Linked DNA regions of Homo sapiens: region 1 is linked to region 2. A link is a contact called in ENCODE Hi-C or POLR2A ChIA-PET data. All regions are on one chromosome and are shown on one strand. Each heading gives the region's core, a stretch centred on a gene start or an enhancer-like site at or near the end of the contact. The rest is flanking DNA. Distances are from core to core; before and after follow the strand shown.

The links. A loop is a pair of places that touch in the nucleus more often than their neighbours do. ChIA-PET counts read pairs that join two places held with the same protein, here RNA polymerase II (POLR2A). Pooled maps may share reads with other maps.
Region 1: a map of sigmoid colon shows a loop between it and region 2 (4-fold over the local background). The contact joins the enhancer-like site here to the promoter of TILRLS in region 2. A Hi-C loop is called at or near these places in 1 of 168 maps with a recorded cell type or tissue (sigmoid colon) and 4 of 50 pooled maps. POLR2A ChIA-PET finds 5 or more read pairs at or near these places in 1 of 52 experiments (MCF 10A).

What each region holds. Positions count from the first base shown.
Region 1 is chr5:68,025,107-68,031,019 of GRCh38, forward strand. No RefSeq gene overlaps it. Among named protein-coding and RNA genes, the nearest start is that of LINC02219, 160 kb to the right of the region's middle. Within about 2 kb of position 2,711, at least 6 of the 41 ENCODE cell types and tissues checked have a DNase peak (open chromatin) inside an H3K27ac peak, as active enhancers do.
Region 2 is chr5:67,262,817-67,269,623 of GRCh38, forward strand. TILRLS (TCL1A interacting lncRNA, retroperitoneal liposarcoma associated) reads left to right here and starts at 5,206. Exons shown (of 3, transcript NR_186086.1): 1 at 5,206-5,357; 2 at 6,477-6,720.

The DNA of each region.
Region 1 (5,913 bases), core at 1,461-3,960, 760 kb after region 2:
GCCTAGACTTCATAGCAAGACACCATCTCTACAAAAAATACATATACATTTTTCATTTATATATAAATAATATATAATATATAATTGTATATTTTAAATATATTTTTATAATATATAAAATATATATATATATTTAAAATATGTATTTTAGTCCCAGCTACTCAGGAGGCTGAGGCAGGAGGATCACTTGAGCCCAGGAGTTTTCAAGGTTACAGTGAGCTATGATCATGCCACTGCACTCCAGCGTAGGTTATAGAGCAAGACTCTATCTCTTAAAAATAAAAAAAATAAATAAATAAAATATAATACTTATCCCACAGGCTTATATTGAGGGTTAAATAAGATTTATTCACTTGACAAACGTATACTGAGTGCCTATTAAGTGTCAGACACTGTTTTAGATATAGCAATACATACATACACAAAAATCATACCTTTATGGAGCTTACATTCCAGTAAGGGAAGACAGACAATGAGCAATTAAATAGATAGAAAATTTGGGCTACATATATTTTACTTAATATTTGCTGCTATAACAAAATACCTGAGACTGGGTAGTTTATAAAGAACAAAAATTTATTCCTCACGGTTCTGGAGGCTGAGAAGTCCAAGATCATAGCACCAACATCTGGTAAGGACTTCTTACAGTGTCCTCACATGGCAGAAGAGCAGAAGAGAGCAAACCCAACCCCACAAGCCCTTTAGATCGTGGCATTAATCCATTAATGAGGGCAGAGCCCTCATGACCTAAACACCTCTTACTAGGCCCCACCTCCCAACACAGTTGCATTGGAAATTAAGTTTCCAACACATAAATTTGGGGTGACATATTCAGATCATAGCAATGTGTGTAGCCATGTCTAAGAAGAAGAAAAATATATATATACATATAATAATTAAAATATATATATATAATTACTATCTGAAAGCCACCTGCAATTTGTAACTGTTGCTCAAGAATGTGCTTTTGGAGGAAGTTGACGCTTTTGTCTGTGAAGAGCATTTCAAGGGGGATTTCATTATCCAAAGGAAAAGGCCAAATCCCATTTCACAACTAAGACATTTTGGAGAATGAGGAGCTAGACTTCTATGCACAATAATTAAGACATTAAGACAGGTCTGGGACATTAAGACAGGTTGAGGGAAACTTGGCCTAAGTCTAGTGAGTACAGAGTTGAGGGAGTGGGGACAGCCCCTGACCAGGGTAGCAGACTGGGGCTCAGGAGGAAGCAACCAATCACTGATCCTTTGTGAAGGAGCTTGGTTTGTGTTTCCAGGAGTAGGAATGTCTGATATATAGTCTGAATTTTCCATCTTGGCATTGTAATTGTCTTCTGTTATTCTCAAGCTATTTGTAAAGTTTTATCATACATTAAAAATTGGTAGGTAGTAACCATGCTTTCTGAGAAAAGGAGAAGAGTATTTGTTCATACCAAGAGTGCCTCAGGGTGGGGAGAAGCCAGAGGGCATTACAGAAATCAAAAAGTGTGAAGAGAAATGCCTGAAAGAGAAGTCTAATGTGAGAGATGACAAAAGCCAGATCAGAGGACTGAGGGTGCATTTTCTAGCAAGCACAAGATTACTAAGAAAGGGGAAACTCAGGAAGATGAGAACCTGTGGAATGGAGCATCGGGTTACATTTGTTGAGCATTTAAAAGAAACCCCAAAGGCAAGAGAATTTGGGAACTTTATGAGCACATATGTAACACTCTGGACACATAGTAGACACTCAATACATGTTCATTACCTTCCCTTCTTCCTTCTTCTTTATTTACATGATAAAATCATAAGAAAAAAATCAAAGATGTGAGAAAATATTCACCCGTCAAGGTAACGTGGAGCTACCAGAGTTAATTTGGATACAAGGCAATGTCAATTCACAATGTTTATAGAAATTTTCAAGGATTCTTGCTTCCTAACTTTCATTTTGCTGCCCCATGCAAATCCTTTTTTTCTTTTTGATACGTAAGAGTCAGTGTCCAAACATCCTTTTCTTTGTCCCTGTTCAGGCTTCAAGTGAATTCTCACTGGTCAATCACTTCAACATCTCAGCTCAGTTCCGGTTCCTGGTTGTAAATGTCCTCCCTCCACATAATTAAGCATTATATTTGATGACTTGCCTGGTCTTATCTCTAAGACCAATCTTGCTTTTTAAATACAGGATAGCCTGACCATATGACCTGTATCCAAAGAATACTTCAGTAAACACAACCATACAGCTAATGTGCCAATAACACTATTATCGGGGTGGTGGTTCCGATAGAGTGTAGTGAAAATTATATTTTCTTTCCCGGTGCTTCCCTTGGCTCTTTATCCTTCATTTAAATGTTTCTCAGTGAAGCAGCACAAAATTTGGTTTCTCTCCTTTCCAGTATTTCTTTTTCTGCTCCCTTTGGTTGTGAGTTACCATTTACAGGTAAGACTGGAGATGGAGTTTGGCTATAGTTGCATAATTTCATCTGTTTAGCCTCATCACGAAGCATGCTGGAAAGATCTTAAACGTGGTGCACATTTTGCAGGCTAGTAAATACCTTGTGGTACTTTAATTTACTTTATAGCTTTTTTCCAAGCCTGGTGCTTGTCTGCAAGGGAAGAGTCAGCTCTTCCTCTAAGTGACGGAAATAAGCCATTCTCAAGTAGAAGGAATGCATATTTAAATTTATGATAGCTGAACTTGGCTGCAACAGCCACATTCTTGTTCTGCTTGGAGCTTGGCAGGCCACCTAATACTTGTGCTTGGTCTGTAGACGAAGGAACTCTTTATTTTTCTTTGTTGGGATCTTACAAAGCTCAAAAATATATTTTCATTTGAGACTTTGATAGACCATACAAAGATGATGTGAACAGTCAAGTTTTGCCCAGCCTGACAAACCAGTGAAAAGAATGTATTTACAGTTTGTTTATGTTTCACTGCCATAAGACCGTCAAACATTTTCTTTATACAGAGGCTGATTTACAGTCAAACTCTAACAGCAAATTATTTTATTCTAGACTATCTGTTCAATTGGTTCAGTATAGAAGTCTGGTTTTAACAGAAATAATGTTTTTAAAAGCATATAGGCCCACAGTATAAGTGGTCTAGTTTAAAATCCAGAGATATTGCATTTATTTGGCTCAAGTCCACATCCTAAATCCTGGGGCAGAGTAGTGAATTAAACCAATCTTTCCTTCCATCTACCTCCACATATTCAAACACACTCACAAGAATGTTATCACAACATATCAGGAGGAAATTTTATTATAAGAAACACATGAGTCATCAGTATTCTGCAACCTGTCAAGATAGACTGTTTTTTAGACTTTAACTCATTTAATAAGTAGTCATTTAAACATCTATTATGTACCAGATTCTGGAGATACATGTAGTAGCAAGCCAAAAGACAAATTTTGTATAATCCTGGAGCATTCTACAGGGAGGGCAGGGAGTGGGTGTGAAGCAGGAAGGCAATAATCAGATGACTATGTAATATAAAGTTAGCTAGCGGTTACAGCTTGGAAGAAAAGTTAGTTTCCACAAGAATCAAATGGGCACTTGTTTAAAATGCAGATACGTGAGTCCACCCACACTGAACTGGAGTATTCATTCTAACACCTCACACTGTAACCTGGAAAGTGTCTCCAATGCTACTTCCAGTTTGGTGGAAGTCTGGTTCATCTAGACAGCCCTGGCAAGGGAAAGTAAAGCACCGTCCATTGCAGCCTGCCCTCCACATGGTCATCTATGCTTAGTGGGTAATGATTAGTCCGAACTGATGATCAACCAGTAGACTTTCTACCAGCCCCAGGCAGCTGCAGCTCTGTCTGAGACAGCAAATGCCTCTGGAAGTTAACTATGCCCTGTGCCCACTCATAAGGTTGCTATAGGCAGGGGTCACTTTAAAGAGAAGAAAGCAGAAGATGTTAGAGAGAAGCATTTATTATAGGAGGTGGGGAGGTGGGAAAGGTCAGTTAGATTCTCCTCCTAATAACACATGACCCAGATGTCCCAGATATCAGATCTATCCCAATCAAATGACAAGGTTTCTTGAAAGGGAAAGTAAATAGCCTGATCCATTATGTGAGCCTCAAATGGTATATGAATGTGCGAGCAAGACAGAAAGAGAGAGAGAGTAAAAACTACAGAGCCTCTTTAAGAGGGAGCAGCTTGTATCCTTAGAAGGACCACTGAGGTCAACAACAGGAAGAGTGAGAAGCTTAAACTTTTTATTTTTTGAGACAGGGTCTTGCTTTGTTGCCCAGGCTCAAGTATAGTAGCACCATCATGGCTCACTGCAGACTTGACCTCCTAAGCTATCCTCCCACCTCAGCCCCCCAGGTAGCTGGGACTGCAGGCGTGCACTACCACGCCCAGCTAATTTTTGAATTTTTTATAGTGATTAGGTCTTGCTGTTGCCCAGGCTGGTCTCAAAATCCTGAGCTCAAGCAATCCTCCCACCTTGGCCTCCCAAAGTGCTAGGATTACAGGCATGAGCCACCACACTCACCAGTACCTTCATGCATGCTCTTATAACTTACATGTGAACAAATGAAAACGGTATCTGTAATTTCTTAGATAAGTCAATTCTGGAGGGAACTTTAAACAACATCCACCCCATATACAAGCAAGGAAAACAAGGACTAGAGGGGTGAATGATGTCTCCAAGGGTTCAAGACAAGTTGAAGCAAAAGCCCGTGGAGCATGTGGCCTCCTAGTACTAACTAGTCCATTTCAGATGTTAAAGGTAAATGTTATAGTTTACCCTATATAGCCCTTTTTAAAAAAATCTAAGTTTTTATCAGAAATAACTGAATTCAGATGAACTGTACTAACAGTTTATTAAATGGATACCTCAAAAGAGCCTTAACTAAGGTTAACTCAAATGTACCTAGTGAGTTGAGTGAGGATTCTCCTGACATAGGATGAAGATCTGGGTCAATTCACCTGTGTCCATCTGTCATTTGCTGAGAAAGACCTATGGGGGAAAAGGGTGAAGGGTTAACTTCGGAATGTCTAACCCTGCATTAGAACAGTTGGAAGGACCATGAAGCATGGGGGAGATGCACAGATTTCCCCTCTGAAAACAACTCCAATGCTACAGAGCCAGGGGAAGGAGGCAGCAGTATATCTGACGCTCTGAATTGGGTACAGCCATTCAGAAGTACAGAGACCTTCCTGAGGTAAGGTCACCTGGAGAGCCAGAGGCTCATTTATGGCAACTTTGATTAAAGGAAAAAAAATTTGCTGAGAGATTCTCAGTGTAGAAAGCAAATAAATATCTCAAGCAAGGGCACCATAGCTCCCCCTTGTAAATGCTGGGCTATGCCTATGAGCCCAGCTTTGCAACCTGGAGTTTCATTTGACCAGCCTAAGGTAGTACCAGCCAAGAAATTAGATCTGCCAGTGTCCCCTTAACAATAGTGATGAAGAAGTGGAGCCTACAGACAGGACTCAAAAGCAGAAATCCCAGCAAAGTGTGGAGCTAAGCCAATGAGGTGAAGAGGCAGCCCATTCAGATCTCAGCCCTGAAATCTCCTTCCCCCTATCTCCCCGCCAAAATCCTGACCACTCCTTTATGCCAAACTCAATCCAACTTGTTCCACGAAGATAAGCCTGTCTGGCTGCGATGGCTCACGCCTGTAAAACCAACACTTTGGGAGGCCGAGGCAGGAGGATTGCTTGAGGCCAGGAGTTCCAGACCAGCCTAGGCAACATGCTGAGATACCATCTCTGTCAGGCTGCTGCCAAAGGCTTTCCTTTCATTGTGTTCCTAAACTTTGCCTCTTTCCATCAGAATTCCCTACCTATGTGTTTTCACCAGTTTGTGAGCTGGACCTTATCTTATTCACATTTGTACGTTCCTCCAGAGCCCAGACATTTGCTTGCCTTTGTAAGAGTGCAAAAATTTATTTACTTTGTTGAATATAGAAGCACAC
Region 2 (6,807 bases), core at 3,956-6,455:
AGGGGCAGGAACCAGTCTGTGGGTTATTTATCCCCAAAGGTGTCTTTGTTCAGACCCATGGTCACGCCATTCATGTTTCAAGAAATAATATTTTCCAAAGTGGTGCCTCTTAAGCTTTTGTTTAGTTATACTTCTAGTTCTCTGGGGCTGAAGGTAAGAAGGGAGGATTAATTATGCCTCAGATGAATGTCCTTTTGCCATTAAACTCTTGGCTCCTTACTCTGCTTTTCTTCTCTTGCTCAATTTCTTCTTTCTTCACCTTATCTGTGAAACACATTAATCTCCTATTATCAGTTTTTCATGCAGTAATAGATAGACTTGACTGTTATTGAGGAATGCTTTATCCACACTTTTTTCATATTTTTCATGTGCATAAATGCATTCTCCCATCTGAAGGTTGCAGGGAGCAGGGTGATCATGAGTTATAGAACCTCTTTGTCTAGCCAAGGAATGCCACCAGAATTTTTAAAGGAGCTTCCCCTCTAGTCCTTTAAGCTAAGAAAGTGGGTGAGTCTGGGAATGGCCTGTAGATTTTTTTTTTTTTTTCCAACAGGCATTCATTTTAGTTGCAAGAGAAGAACTGGAGCCAGTGAAATATATACAGGCTGAGAAGTGGCTTATTTGAGTTAATATGGAAAAATAGAAAATAATGGGAACTAGGTCAAAAATGGCAAAAGGGATTATAGCTTAAATGGAGACAGGCTTCCAGACAATGAAGGGAAGAGGGTCTGGTAGTAATAGTGTCTATAAACCCATACCCACCAGCTTCACATCTGGTGGTAAGTAGGAGGCCAAAGGAATACTGTGATGAATCGACAGATGACAAAAATGGAAATGAGAAAGAGTTGTTAGGCTCTGCGGAGCTGGATGGACGTACAGAGGATGAGGAGGGCTTGAGTTAGGAGAATGCAGGGGAGCTTCTTTTCCAGTCTCTTCATGGGTGGCCAGGTGATTGACACACAGGAGATGAGAGGGAGGCAGAATGGTAGATGGAAGGAATGGTGAGAGGATGGGCATGGGATTTCCTGTTGCAATGACCTGCTGGGAGTTCAGGTGTCACCATCTGTGACTTCTTCAGATACTCCAGTTTTTCCCCCTGTAAGCCTTGTGGCTTTCCTGTCACTGTTAATTTGCAGCAGTCTCCTTGAAACCAGACGCCAGGAAGAAGTCAACTACTAAGTAGGGTCCTTCTTAGCTAGGACCCCTGTATCTTCCCTAATATCCTGTTACTCAGTCTTTTTCCCTCCAGCCTCCTGCCTCCCAGGGAGGCCATGCATGCTCAGACATGACAGCCTTTAGGACTTTAGCACTGATTCTCCAAGCTTTGCCAGTCTTTTCCATTATTGAACCAGGACACATACCAGCTGGGTTTAAGAGAGCAGCTGGATGCCTTTCAAGACTCATCTGAACTTCAGCTGCAGTGTATTTTTTGTGTGTTTGTCTACATTAGGGATGTCTGTTCATGCTGGGAAGCTGAGCAGGAATCCTTTCTTTTCTACTTGCTCTGCAGAACGCCATGTGAAGGAGTATCCAGTCAATACTCTAAGGTAGTTAGGATTCCTACAGAAACAAGGGAATGGACTGTACAAAAATAACCGAAGGATCAAATATAGACATGCTGAGCTCTGGAATATGAATTCAAATGTGGCTCTTTGGCATTTGAAACCAGTACGATGTCCCAGAAGGATGAGGAAAACCCAGTCTGTAGAGTGCTTTTGTCAAGTCAGTCCCCAGCAGGGTTGGGTTAATGCTCTGAGGCTTCCTAAGGTGTAAGAGAAATATCAAACAGCCAAGCTTAGCAAGGTCCATCCTAAGGGAGGGGCATGAGTTCTCATGGATCAACTGAAATGCTCATAGTTCCTTTACCAGTAATGACTTAGGCACTGGCCCCCAAATGTGAGGACAATTCTTACTGTGAGGACAATCAGATAGCTCACATGGACTGTGTCTCCTGATAAGCCTTCATGACAGTTTGATGCCTGGTTATATGACAATGGATGTTGTGATTCTGAGATTTCTTACATGTTTGTCTTTCAGAGTGCTTCCTAGTTACCAAGATATGCAGTCTCAGCCAACTCTTTAAAAACTAAAGTTAATTTATTCAATTGGAAATAAGCACCATCTAAGGCATTGAGAGATAAAGCCATGAAGAAAAACCCCATAGATTCTTGCTTTCAAGTCTCAGACATTCTTGTAGGTGGTGAGGGGAAATGCATAATTAATAAGTTATTGCCTAGATAGTATAATAAATGGTGATAAGCACTAAGAAAAATAAAGGCAAGAAGGGCTTAGAAAGTGTAGGGAGGGTTGACTTTGATTGTCTTAAAATATTCAGGTGTTTAGCAGTACACAGACACAATTTTTGATGTCTTGGTGATTATTTTCAAGTTATATTCAGTTTGGGTGAATAATATGAGATTTTCATAACACATAATTTTCAAAGCACTTTCATGTTTATTATTTCCACAAACTTTGCCTTCACCAGTCTCATGTAGATAACTATCTTGCTCCATTCAGGCTCAGATTTGAACTATATTAAAGGTAGTCTTTACAATGTATTTAGGTGATTACTGAAAAAATGCTGTGTTCCACCTTATGACTGTCTCATAGTGAACTGCATCAAGCATTCCTTCAGGAAGCCTAAGAATGAGACATCTCCCCAATGGCCTGGTGGATTGTTAAGAAGCTCTGGAGTAGGGAGTTGTTGAACACATCGGCATGCCAGTGTTCTATTACATGGCCTGGGATATTTTTGAGGATAATCTTCTTCCTCCTTCATGGATTTGGATCATGTAAGTGACAGAGAGACCCTGCAGACCATCACAGTCACATATGTGTGGACATTTCACAATGATTGTCATGCCCAGCCTCTGATACTCCAGCTCAGCTGTGCATTTCTCCTTGGTTGTCCTACTTTTCATATCAAATTCAACTTGTCTAAATGAAGCTCATCCTCCTCTGCTGGACCCTTTCCATCTGGCTTTTCCTTTCGAATCTTAAATCTTGGAGGATTCTTTACATCCCCTACCACACCTCCCCACCAACCTAATTAGAAATCTGCTCATTTTCCTGTCCTTTCTTCTAATTGCCTGTGGGCCAGTTCAGGACTTACAAACTCTGAACACACATGTGGTGAATGGTGATAGTCTCCACCTCTCTGGTCACCTCAATGTCAATTTCAATCTTCTGTTCCTTCTGTTTGGCCTCCCATCCTCTGTGGGCATAAACCTCATGCCCTAATTAGACCAATCTGAAAATGCCTGGCAGGTTTCCATTTTCTGTGCGCTTTGCTTATCACCCCTCCTGCTGGTCCCCAGTTAGGAGAATAAATTTCCCTTCTCTCTGTCCTCTCTAAATTTGACTCATCTTTCAAGATCTTGCTCAAATACAGCCTTCTCAAAGATAGGGTTGCTAGATAAAGTACAGAACACTCAGTGACATGTGAATTTCAGATAAACAAATACTTTTTTTTTTTTTTACTATAGGTATTTCTTAAACATTGCATGGGACATGTACTAAGAAAGCATTTGTTGCTTATCTGAAATTGAAATTTAACTAGGCATCTTATATTGTAATTTGCTGTATCTGGCAACTCTTCTCCATGAAGTACTCTTTGACTACTCTGTCCTTCACAGAGCTTGGTTTTCGTCTCAGTGCAGGGCCTGCAGCACTTACAACCTTGAATCTTTTTACAAGAAAGTAGAGTGTAACTAGAAAATTAAAAATGAGCACTGGAGCCAGGTGCAGTGGCTCATGTCTATAATCCCAGCACTTTGGGAGGCTGAGGTGGGAGGATCTCTTGACTCCAGGAGTTTGAGACCAGCTTGGGCAACATAGGGAGAACCTGTCTCTACAAAAAATAAAAATTCAGCCAAGCATGGTATGTATGCCTGTGGTTTCAACTACTTGGGAGGTTGAGATGGGAAGATCACCTGAGCCCAGGAGGTTGAGGTTGCAGTGTGACATGATCACACCACTGCACTCCAGCCTGGGCGACAGAGTGCGATCCTGTCTCAAAATAAATAAATAAATAAATAAATAAATAAATAAATAAAGCACTGTTTTTATTCTTTAATTCAGATGTTACTGAAAATCTACTATGTTCCAGGAAGGGTGTAAGGCAGTATGGACACAAGGATAAAGCATGGTCTTTGTTCTCAAGAATCACCTAGTGCAGCAGGCCCCACCAGCACACAATTATGTAGTAGCATATTGGTAGCCACTGGTGTTCACTATGCTTGCATAAGCTTGAACTTGAAGGATGACTAGATGTGGGGGAGCCAGGACGAAGGTCATTTTGGGCTGAGAGAGAAATATGTGCAAAGGCCCGGATGAGGGAGAAATTATGGAATGACCAGGAATTTGAAAGAAATTCATTGTCACTTGAGGGGGAGTGTGAGTCGTATAAGATAACGCAGTGGTATGTCTGCAGGTATGCTTGTTAAACATTTACCAGCATATCCCTGAAGATGAGGTTTGGAAGGTGGACAAAAAACCAGATCATGAAGATGTTGCATGTCATGCTCAGGAGGCTGAGTTTTATCCTGAAAGCCATGGAGAGCTATTGGACCATTTAGGGTAGAGGCACGCTCAGATTTAGGTTTAGAAAGATAACTCAGAGAATGGACAAGATTGGCATCAGGGAGACAAACTGACAGGCAGCTGCGGTGGTCAGGCCAGAGCTATTGAGGGTGGTGGCATTGGGGTGGAGGCAAAACATTCAAGAGATGCTAAGGGTGTATCATCAACAGGGCCCAGTGGCCAAGTTGGATATGCATGGTGATAAAGGGGGAGACCTGGTCTTTTCTGGCTTGGGCAACTGTGGGGATAGCAGACACATGCCTCAAGTTAGAGGATATGGAAAGATAAGCAGGCTATGGGCATGAGGATTATGAGGAGCTCTGTCTAAACTTGTTTTATCTCATATTTGGCATTTACTATATTTTTTGTTGTATTTTGTTACTCATCCTTTTAGGTGGACTCTGATCCTTCTGAGGTCCTGGATCAGATTAACCAACGTGGGTATGCCCCGCACCTTTCACTCATTACCACCCCTCAAAAGGTCACTTTGCCAAACATGAGTACATGGCCCCCACGCTAAGCCTGTGAGCAGCTGCAAGCCATATCATCTGCACAGTTGAGCACGGCAGGAACTTTGAACCAGGACCCAATTTCACCCTGAGGATGTGCTTCTCCTCTGAGGGGAGCAAAGCCCCTGGCTTGACCTGGCTCCCTTCTGGGAGGGAGGACCACGTCTCAATTTGACAGCAGGAGGCTGTAGGTCAGTGGGGTGATGACCTGGCCCTGGGAGACCTGCTCTTTCTCTCAGCAGAACCCCATAAATCCTTCAAAAGGAAGTAAGTAATTCCCTCGGGATCAAGAGAGCCCTCCGCATTCTTGAAATAAATGAAGGCAAAATGTACAGGGATTTCTGAGAAAAGTAAATGTGGTGTGAGCATGATCCCTGGGTGTTACTATGCACAGAAAAGGCTTTTTTTTTTTTTTTTTCCCCTCTCCTGAATGGTGTTCTTTGCTCTCAAGTGAACTCATGCACTGGATTTGGTCCAAGTACATTTTGTTTCTTGATTTCCAGCCAGGCTTCTCTCAGTTGTGATGCATTCTCTTCTTTGCTTCCCTCCTTCCCCAGTCCTGTTCTCTCTTTTTATAATGCTTTCAACTTTTCCATGTGACTGAACCAACACAGAGGAAAACCCACCAGCTTAGGTAGGGCTTCCACAAGAGTGGGGCCAGAGGGACTTCTTTGTGAACGGCCAGCCCCTCACGCAGCCCCGGCCTGCACGGCGAGGTTTGTCTGAGGCAGCTGAAGCAGAAAGCATTTGAACTCTGCCCTCTACCAAATGATTTCCAGATGTGTAAACCCCAGCCTCCCGCTGCACTCTGACTGTAGCCCTGCCAACGTACATCTGCAGATTCCTAGTGCACAGGAAACTTGAAAGAGTATCTTTACAACATCTGCTGTCTTTTCCCAGCTCTCCCTCTCTGCCTTCTCGGACTTTGCCCCGTATTTTATATCCTCTCTTCAACAAATCCATTAGAGAACTGCTGCACAGCCCTTCTTGGCTCACAGATGCCAGCTGTCTGTTTCACCCCAGAGCCTGTTCTTGGCTCTCTCAAGCACCACTAGAATCATTGACCGAAGCACCACTAGAATCATTAAAGAAGCTTATTGGGCTCATGGAGGGGAAAAAAAGGACCAAGTTTTCTCCATTGGATTGGTGCCAGTCTACAAGCTGCAAAGGGAGATTTAGCCATAAGGAGGTCAGAGCAGAGCCCTAAAGATGGAAACACGAGTTTGCATGGAGAGTTTGCCTGCTATACCTGAGAGAAGGTGAGGTCTGCTTATAGGGGGAACTTTTTTCCATGGACATTCAGTTTCTTGGAACAAACAAGGCAGGCTTCTGTAAAATGGGAAGTATTGATGTACAGAATGAGTTCCTTGCCTTCCCCTTCCCTAGGGCATGCTACCCATCAAGCTAAGAGGCCAGAAGAAGATCTTTTTATAATGTAACTCAAAGGAGGGGAGAAAAGAGCCAGAGACCCTTTTAGCATAATGGAGCAGATGATTTTTACTAAGGCGTGCACTCTCACCAGGGAAATGGCTTGATTGCTGTGTAAATAGATGCTTGACCTTCATCCTGCCATTCATCCATATGGACCCTAAACGCTCTCCAGCTCTATCCTAGGGGACATGGAATGGAGGCAAGTGTCAAAATCTTGGCAAGGAAAAGAGGGTGCACTATAGAAGGGAGCAGAGAATTGAATGGGCCTATGAGCTCAGGAGCCTTG